2 separate regions of the Homo sapiens genome follow, and region 2 is linked to region 1. The links are chromatin loops, found by intact Hi-C in ENCODE. Cell type or tissue: ascending aorta. All regions are shown on one strand. Links, peaks and the distances in the headings refer to the core of each region. The heading gives the core; the rest is flanking DNA. Region 1 overlaps TBC1D2B (TBC1 domain family member 2B). Region 2 has its middle 190 kb from the start of TBC1D2B.

What was found. A loop is a pair of places that touch in the nucleus more often than their neighbours do. Peaks named below come from ENCODE experiments on the same cell type or tissue, not always from the same donor. Only the 100,000 strongest peaks of a DNase experiment are listed, where the experiment ranks them.
Region 2: it touches region 1 in a loop (2.2-fold over the local background); 1 of 110 quality-filtered maps calls a loop at or near these places.

Annotation. Positions count from the first base shown.
Region 1 is chr15:78,002,506-78,006,889 of GRCh38, forward strand. TBC1D2B (TBC1 domain family member 2B) reads right to left here. Exons shown (of 13, transcript NM_144572.2): 11 at 800-985. Among named protein-coding and RNA genes, the nearest start is that of TBC1D2B, 73 kb to the right of the region's middle. In ascending aorta, for the core only: a CTCF peak has its summit at 2,611; a DNase peak (open chromatin) is centred at 2,726; H3K27ac peaks cover 1,661 bases.
Region 2 is chr15:77,886,261-77,890,644 of GRCh38, forward strand. It overlaps the pseudogene CSPG4P13. Among named protein-coding and RNA genes, the nearest start is that of TBC1D2B, 190 kb to the right of the region's middle. RefSeq lists an enhancer at 1,434-2,176. In ascending aorta, for the core only: no CTCF peak of the experiment used is centred there; DNase peaks (open chromatin) are centred at 1,622, 1,986 and 2,911; H3K27ac peaks cover 3,668 bases.

The DNA.
Region 1 (4,384 bases), core at 310-4,309:
TGTTTGGGGTACATTAGAGGTTAGAGGGAATGGACTCCTGGTAGTCTTGCAAGTTCAAGCAGCTTTGGAACAAACTGCTTTCCCCATATCTAAGGGCCTGTACTTTCTCTAATTTAGTTTGTTTTCTGGGTCTTGCTGTGTTGCCCAGGCTATATTTTAACTCCTCAGCTCAAATGATCCTCCTACCTCAGCCTCCCAAGTAGCTGAGACAATTGGCACATGCCACTGTGCCCGGCTAAGGTAAAGAATAAATTGAGAAGAGTAACTAGAAGACTAGGGAGGGGCCTCCACTCCATTACAAACACCTGTTTATACAATTAGGGTTTAATATGTAAATATATTCCTTATTCAAAAACTGATTTTTAAAAAACATACAACAGAGCGGGTGGGAGGCTCATGGGCAGTAAGGCTCTGAAGTTGGCTCCCCCAAGTTAGTCCCCCTCATTAGCCCCCCTAATCCCCTGCTTATTAGATCTCTGGGCCTCCATCTCCTCCTCCATATGATGGGGTAACACCACCAGCCATTTGACAGATGGTGAGGCTCAGGCTCAAACTGTAAGCCATAGCTCCCAGCGCCTATCACAGGGCTTGATGTGGGTTGAATGTTTCTGATACATGAACAAATGACTGTGGTTTCCTGATACCCTGGACCCAGATCTAGTGCAGGCCGTGCTGAGATCCCTTGGGCACCATGGTAACCCTCATAAGTTCCAGGTGAGCCAGCCGCTCTACCGCCACCAACGCTGCTGACGGTTGTCAAGTGTGTATATCTGAAAATAGCTGAGCTGAGCTAACTCACCTTTGGTCCTTCATAAAGGAAAGAGTCCCATATTTTAAAGAGGATGTCACTAACGACACTATCCACAAATACCACCAGAAACCAGTTGAAAGTGATGAGAGTGTAGTCGACTTTGTACTGTTCAAAGTGGCCATGCAACCGAGGCAGCTTCTCACTCATAAGGTCTCTGAACACCCGCTGGTCCACCTGGAGAGGGAACAAAGGGGAGAAGTGTATCAGGCCTGCCAGGTCACCGGGTAAGCAGACGAGCAGACGCGCAACCTGAGAGCCTGGGGGTGGAGCCCAAGTGACAGCAGCACAACTGTTCCAAATGCACCGTGGGGCCCATCACGGAGCCAGACTACTATGTTCCAGCAGCGCTGACCTCGTGCACTGCAGGTACACACCGAGTGTCCGCTGAACAGCATGCTTTCCACAGGGCATGGGAGTAGGGGAGTCTGTAACCTGAAACCAACTCCTGCACTCAAAATGCCCTGGGAAATAGGCCACTGCAAGCAGCAGGTAGGACAGTCAGCCTTGCCAATCCACAAGTAAATACGTGAGATGTTGACACAAAGGGCCACAAACTAGAATCCTGGGCAGATGGGGATTCTGCTTCCAAAAAGGAAGCAGCATCACCACATCCATTCAACAAACATTTGCTGGGCTGCATGTGCAGTGGGGGTGGCGAGGACTCCGGCGTCACATGAACCTGAGTCTGAATCTCAGCTCTACCACTTACTAGCTGGGTGGCTTTTAGCAAATTATGCTCTAAACGGCTCTGTGCCTCATCTGGAAAATAGTTAATTACCTCTCTCTTACTGGACTACTGTGAGGATTAAATGAGGCTTATATAAACTACCTGCGCACGACAGACGAGCAATACCTGGTTACTGCCACTCTGTGTCAGGCACGGGGCCAGTGCTGGGCAGAGCGTTGAATAAAGTTCAACCCTGACCTCAAGGAGTTAAAAGATGAGAAGGGAAGGCCAGACACGTGGACCATCCTAACCATGGCCAGGCCCTGGTAACGATGTGTTCATACAGCCCTGTGGAACCATGGACAGGTCCCCGCCAAGCACTGAGGAGAAACCGCTCCTACAGCTAGAGCTCAGGCTTCCAGGCAGGAGGGCTGGGAGGTGAGGCAGCACAGCCAGGCAGAAGCTGGCCACAGACACCCCTGCGTCACACTGAGGAGTCAAGACGCTATCCTGTCAGCCAGGGGCTTTCCTAGCCAGGGGCTTTCCTCACAAAAAAACATGCATCTTCAACCATCACCCACTCCACGTGAACCGGTATGCACGTGTACAAAACAGAAACAAATGTTTCACAAAACAATACTTAATCTCACACAGTGGACTACACTTTGATGCTTTTAATTCTAATCAATTGGACAATTGGATTTTATGGGAAAAAAATAAAAATAAAAACCTAGTACCAACCTACTAAACCAATTTCTCTATCCATAGTGTAAAAAACAACTATAGTCATCCCTTGGTGTATACACAAAAAGCTGGCCCTCCGTATAAGAGGGTTTCACATCCTGTGAATACTGTATTTTCAATCTGTGTGTAGTTGAAAAAATCCACATGTAAGTGGACCCATGCAGTTCAAACCCACGTTGTTCAAGGGTTAACTGTACATATTTTCCTATACTTCATGCCCAGCCAGGAGCTGCCTTTCAGGAGCTGTAAAGTGGCAAGGGAGATGGACGGCTCACTGTAAGACCAGCTAATGATGATGTAATTCATTCAGCCTGGAGTATCCAGCTGCAGACGTCCAAGAGGGAGGGGCATATCAGCTGGCCCTGACATGGGAGAAGATCCTTGTACACATCTCTTCTCCCAACTAGGAGGCAGACTGTGCCTCACTCTTAAGGCTGCTCGGGTGCTTGGCGGAGGGCTGGTGTGGAGCAGGCTGCCAGGAAACGCTTGCTCTGGCCTCTGTTCAAGCTCCCTCCTCCACTGAGCTCTGGAGGACATGGAATGACTGTGTCATTCATCTCTGTGTCCTCAGCACCTAGCAAGGTCCTGGCACAGAACATGCACTCAAAGCATGGAATGAATGGAAAAGCTGACAAGCATGTGGACTGCAGTAGCAGTGGGCACGGGGCTCGGGCACTTGGTTCTGGCAGGAGGCAGTTTGACAGTGATTGGCAAAGCCCAGTGCTCAGGGTTGACAGCACACTCAAAGCTATCCGCATTTTAAGAGCCACCTTACGCAATGGCCATCGATAAGTGGGAGGATAATTAAACACATTCTAGCACCCACCTGATGGAATATTAGGCCACCAAATAGGATGGGTACACAGTATAAAATGACATGGGAAAATGCTCATGCTATAATGTGAACAAGCCAGGATACACTGTGCTCTCAATTTGGATACCTATGTGAACTAGGGGGAGAAAAGCAAAAGGAAATACATCAAAATGCTAACCACGGTTCTCCAGTTGGTAGAATAACAGGCAATTTTCATTTTCTTCTTAACATCTTTCTATACTGCCTGACTTCTGTTTAGTGATCATCTATTACTTGTATAGTCAGGGGGGAAAAAGTCTCCTTAGATTTTACATTTATGTTTATGTGACAATGTGATGCAAATTTTATCTTAAATCCAGACATTTAAAATAGGTCTTCCCCTATAACAATACTACCAACTTTTATTGAGTTTTTACAATGTTCTAAGCATTACATTCAACTTTTTTTAATGCATCATCTCAATTCAACCTCAAAAGTCTATGTGAGGGGGGTATTACTCTCATCTTACATATGGGGAAACTGAGGCACAGAGATGTTAAATGATGTGTCCAAGCTCCACAGCTCACAGGAGGTAGGGCCTGGGTTGTGATCTACTACATGTGACCCTCCCCCCAAGTTCCTAACCAATGTGCTTGACCACACCTCAATGGAATTAAGAAAGATCAATGCTTCATTTTTCTTATTCTGAAACATTGAGTCATTTGATATTTTAAATTTGAGTCTTTGAAAGCTATTAGCTTTCAGGTGCCCATGAACACACAAAACTTTCTTTACTGACCCTCTAATCCCACCCGACTGACTGCTGCCTCTTCCTGTTGCTGTTCATTTCCTACACACCAACGCAACAGAACAATACATTTCTTGGGTAATTAGCAAGTGAAGCAATCACAGGGAGACCAGATGAGCTTCTCCTGGGATCCACTGACATCTGAGAAACTGGGACAGGGACCTGAAGGGGGCAGCTGTGGCGAAAGCCCACCCTCTGGGAAGGTGAGAGCTCCAGCTCTCTTGCCATCCTCCTGTGATGTTCTAGGAGGCCGTGGGCACAGACAGGCAAGTTTAGGCCCAGAGTTGCAGAGGCCTGAGTTCAAACCCCAGCTCAGCCCCTCATCGGTGGCACCTCAGGCAAATTGCTTATTAGTGTCTTCGGCTCCCAGTTTTCTCCCAAGTCAAATAGGGATACTGATGGCTCAAGCGTGCAGGCTCTGTGCAGTTGTACAGCTGCTGGCACGGGGCCAGGGCTCAGTAAATGCCAACTCTCTTTCCCTGGTCAAAGAGTAGCTCATGTAAGTTCAAACATTTACTGTGTGGGGTGCCAGGCATACAGGAAAAGGAAAAAGAAAGAAAA
Region 2 (4,384 bases), core at 109-4,108, 120 kb before region 1:
CGTGACCTTGGGCAAGTGACTGTTTTTCTGAGCCTCAGTTTTCTCCTCTCTAAAATGGGGATAAATAATTTCGACCTCTTACGTCGAGGATTACGTGTGAGGATTAAGCAAGACACTTTGCCTGGAATCAATGCTCGGTGGACGTCTGCTCCTGAGGCTGCAGTCACTCTGCTATTAGCATCTTCTTCCCAGGGTGGAGTGGCCTGGTGACATGGGGACTTCTGCTTAGGAGTCTTTCAGGAAGATTCCGAGGCAAAGGCCTAGAGGAGGTGGCCCCGTGAGTCCGTGTGGGACCAAGGGACGTGGAAAAGGAGAGGTGGGCTCTGGAGAGGGTATCAGCCAGCGGCTGCCTGCCAGCCCAGGACCCTTCAGAAGGTGGGAGGGGGTGGGGGTCTGCATCTCTGTGGCTAACTGGGCTGAGGCCCACACCCCTCTCCCAGTGCTAGAAGAAGCAGGGACAGCCCCTGCCTGGCCCTCCCCAGGGCCTGTTTCTCCCAAGCCTAACAGCCCCTAGGATGGGGCTCACTGGGCCGGGGCACAGCAGGAACCCCCTGTCCCCAGAGCAGGTGAGTGAGAAGAGAATGAGCAGGTATCAGGACCTTTTATGGGACAAGGGACCCTAGAAGCCTGTCTTTTCCCTGCTCTCTACCAACCCCTCGCGAATCCCTCTCTGGAGGTGGGGGCTGGAGGCCAGGGCCCAGGGACGCAAGATAGCTCACCTGCCAGGGCCACCATGGGGCTGTTACCACCACTCATGACATAAGCAGTGGTGGCTGCATCACGAGGAGCAGAAATCCGGACTGAGGGAGGGGACAGCCCTCTCCGCTCTGGGCTGCTAGGACCCCTCAGGGGGATGGGTGTATGTGAGCTCAGAGTAGGGGGAGGTGTGGGCAGGTGACTGAGGTGACTGCAGAGTGGGGTGTGCAGCTTGGGGCTGGGACACTGGAGGGACCCCGGACAAGGGCCGGCCCGTGCCTGAGCCCTCAGGGCAAGATCCCATTGTGCAGGCCCCCACTGCCTTCACCCACGTAGAGGTGACTCTTCTCCACAGACCCCTGGACAGGGCCCAGACAGGCCCCCCACCCACATGTGCTAACAGAATCCAAGTGGCTGCCCCTGGCCGAGATTCTATCTCTGGGCATGTGGGGCCCATGTGTTTCTGGCCACCCACCTGGAGCCTGGCTGAGCCCCTCCAGGGGTGGGTACTCAGACAGGGGCTGTCCTTCCAACCGTGGACAGCCCTGGGGCCGGTGAGATATTGTAGAGACCTGAGCCAGCTGGCTGATGGTGCCACAGCCCTTGGGCTACCTGGCCCTGCTGTGTGGCCTTGGGGAGACCCTGGCCCTATCTGGGCCTCTGGGTGGAATCTTCAGTCTCCTAGGTCAGCTCTAAATTCTGAGCTTGAGCCTCTTGGGAACAGGACAGGGGCCTCTGCCTCTATCTAGAGAGAGCCAGCTGCTTGTCCTGGGCCAAGCAGCAAGGCAGGCTAGGCCTGGAATGGGGCTGAGAAGCAGCCCAGCCTGCCAGGACTCCCTGGCATTGGAAAGCCACTTTCCTAAGTTGGCATGGAGCCCTGGGGCTCCCCCCGGGATGAGAGCAGCGGCTCCTCTCCACCCCCGGTTCCCATCTTCCACCCCCTGGCCCCAGCCCCGCCCTGCCAAAAATAAACCCAGACCACCCCATCTTGTACCAGCCAGACCCACCCAGCCCCTCCAGAGCCAATTGAGTCACCACTCAGAGCTGCTCCTTTTTTAACTGTCTGAGTCACTGCTTGTGGCTCCATGACACATGCCCCAGGCTACGGTTACCCCACAGCCCCTACAAGCGCAGCCAAGGGAGGGGTCTGCGTAGAGGCTGGCAGCAGGTGTGAGTCCAGGCCATAGCCTTAGCTTGTGAGCCCTCCAGGCCTAGGGAACTCACTCCATAGCAAGCCAGAGACCAGACCTGTCCCTCAAGGTCCCGGCCGTGCCCAAGACAGCCCTTGGGGATCTTGGTGACAAGGTCAATCTGGGCTCTGCCCCACAACATTGAGTTGCCTCCAATAGGCCTTGGGCCTTCCCCGTGGAGACTGCCGGGAACGGAGGGTCTCCAGCCCCTAGACCCTGGAGGCTGGGGGTGGGCGAGGCCACAGAGACGCCTGCTTCCTCCCTCCTCACCGGCTCCACCCGGACTCTGACCACGCTGCCTGGAGCACCATGAAGACTCTATGGAACGGAAGCCACACTTCAGTCTCCCCTCACGGCTTCTGTCTGCCCCTGCGCAGGGTCACCCGGGCTGCAGAGCACCCCCGATCTCTCAGTCCATCCCCCCATCCCGCTCTCTCCATCTCTCTGTCCTTTCCCACCCCTGGCTGTGGTTCCTCCATCTCTTTCTGTCTGTCTTTCCTACCCTGTCTCTCTGTCTGTCTGCCCATCTCTCCAGTCCTGCTCTGTTCTCCTTCCCTTCTCCTTTACCGGGTTCCACGGCAGTCAGAAGTGCTCCCTGCCGCCAGCACCCCACCCGTCCCCAGGGCCCTCTCTGCCTTCTCAGTAGACATAACAGACCCTCACCTCCTCCCATTCCCACAAGGGACTCTGGGCCCCAGGGACCAATCCTGAGAAATGTTCCGCTCCCCTCACCAGGTCCTCCCGTGCCCCAAAGTGCAGGCTACATCCTGTCCCAGGGAGTGTCAGGATCCCACAGGCACTTCCTTGGGGGTTGACAAAGGCGGGCAGGGGGGCCTGGGAATGGCCCCACCTCCCAGTCCATGCTAGAGCAGGGGCCTGTAAGCCTCAAACCCCATCCGTCTTCTGTCTGTGGCTGTGGCCTCCGGCTATAAATAGGGGCTCAGATTCTATTTTCTTTAAAAACAAGCACAAGACTCTGTCATCACAGGCCCAGAAAAGCAGTTTCTGGCTGGGGCAGTCCCTCCAGCCCTCCCTGGCCATTATGTCCAGCCCCCTGCCTCTGAGCCCTGGGGCCCTGGAGAGCAGAAGAGGCCTGGAAAGGAGCCTGGAGGTAAGACAAAGTGGGGAGGGCTGGGGCGAGCTCCCAGAGGCAGCCCCTCCCTCCTTTCTTTTCACCTCCTGTCCCCAAGCAAGGTCAGTCTAGTCCCCAAGGCTCACAGTGTAAATGGAGAGAGGTGACAACAGCACAGCCCCCTGGGCCACAGCGAGTGTCTTTGCACCCCAAGGACAAAGAAGGCGCTTTGGGCTTTTTTCCCAAAAGAGCATGAGGACATTTCACAGGCGGACAGGAGAGAAGAGCTGGCCCGGCAGCAGGCCCAGCCTGAGCGAAGGCAGCAGGTCGGGCCTGCTAGGTGTGCGCAGAGTCAGTGCAGAGTCTAGTGAGGCGGAGGCGTGGAGTGTCCGTGGAAGAGAGCAAGAGACCCTGCAGGCAGGGCCGAGGGCACCCTGGCTTTCGTCGCCACCCAGGGGTGGGGGCCTGACCCTGGGGCAGTGGGAGCCAGCAAAGCCAAGGGAGGCTGAGAGAGCGGCTTTCAGTTTGGGTTAACTGGGGCTGCTATTAGCAAAGGGAGTCAGGAGATTGATTAAGCCAGACCAAGGACGGTGGCCAGCCGCCTTATGGATGGACCAGGGAGCAAGAGAGGAAGATGAAGTTGAAGGAGAATTTGGGGACTGGATGGATGGAACCTGAGTATTAATCAGCAGTGGCTGTGGGGAGGGAGGAGGAGGAGAGTTCAGCGCGACCCTCAGATGTCTACTCAGCAACAGGTGGACAGTCGGGCCTTCACGGGGCTGGCGAGCCGGCTGTAGGGGAGACGACACTGAGTCCTCCTTGCTTTGGGTGGGGCTGGGCTTGGGGGTTCCTATGGGTGTTCCTGCCGTGGACATCTGAGGGACACTGGCAGTGGGCCTGGAGCCCTGGAGAGTTGGTGCCAGTGAGAGAGACGTGGTGCATTAGCAGAGGCTGGGCCTGAGGCCGGGAGAGAAAAGGAGGGCCAGAGGGAGTGTGGTGGCGGTGGGCACAGCTCCAGGGGGGCCCACAGGCTGCAGGCTTCCAGGCAGTTGGCAGGTGGGGGTGCTAGGCAGGAACCTATTCCAGGAGGAGCCAGGCCTGCCCAGGAAGAGAGGTCTCAGTCTTGGGATCCCTGATGGGCCTGGGTAGCCCAGAGGTTCACTAGCAAGGACACTGAGGTTTCCTGGTGCACCCCCCGGCAACGCCCTCCCGCTGGAGCACCACCAGTGCTGGGGGCTTGCTGTGGTGGGACAGCTCTGCCTGATAGAAAAACCCTCACATGGGCCAAATGCCACATTTGATCCTTTCATTCTCTTAGCATGTGGGCCCTGGTCCTGTCCTCAAGAGCTTCCAGTCTGGCCAGACCTGTGGCCATTTAGGCCAGAGATGGCTCTACTGTACCCACGGTAGTGGCCACACCTCTTGC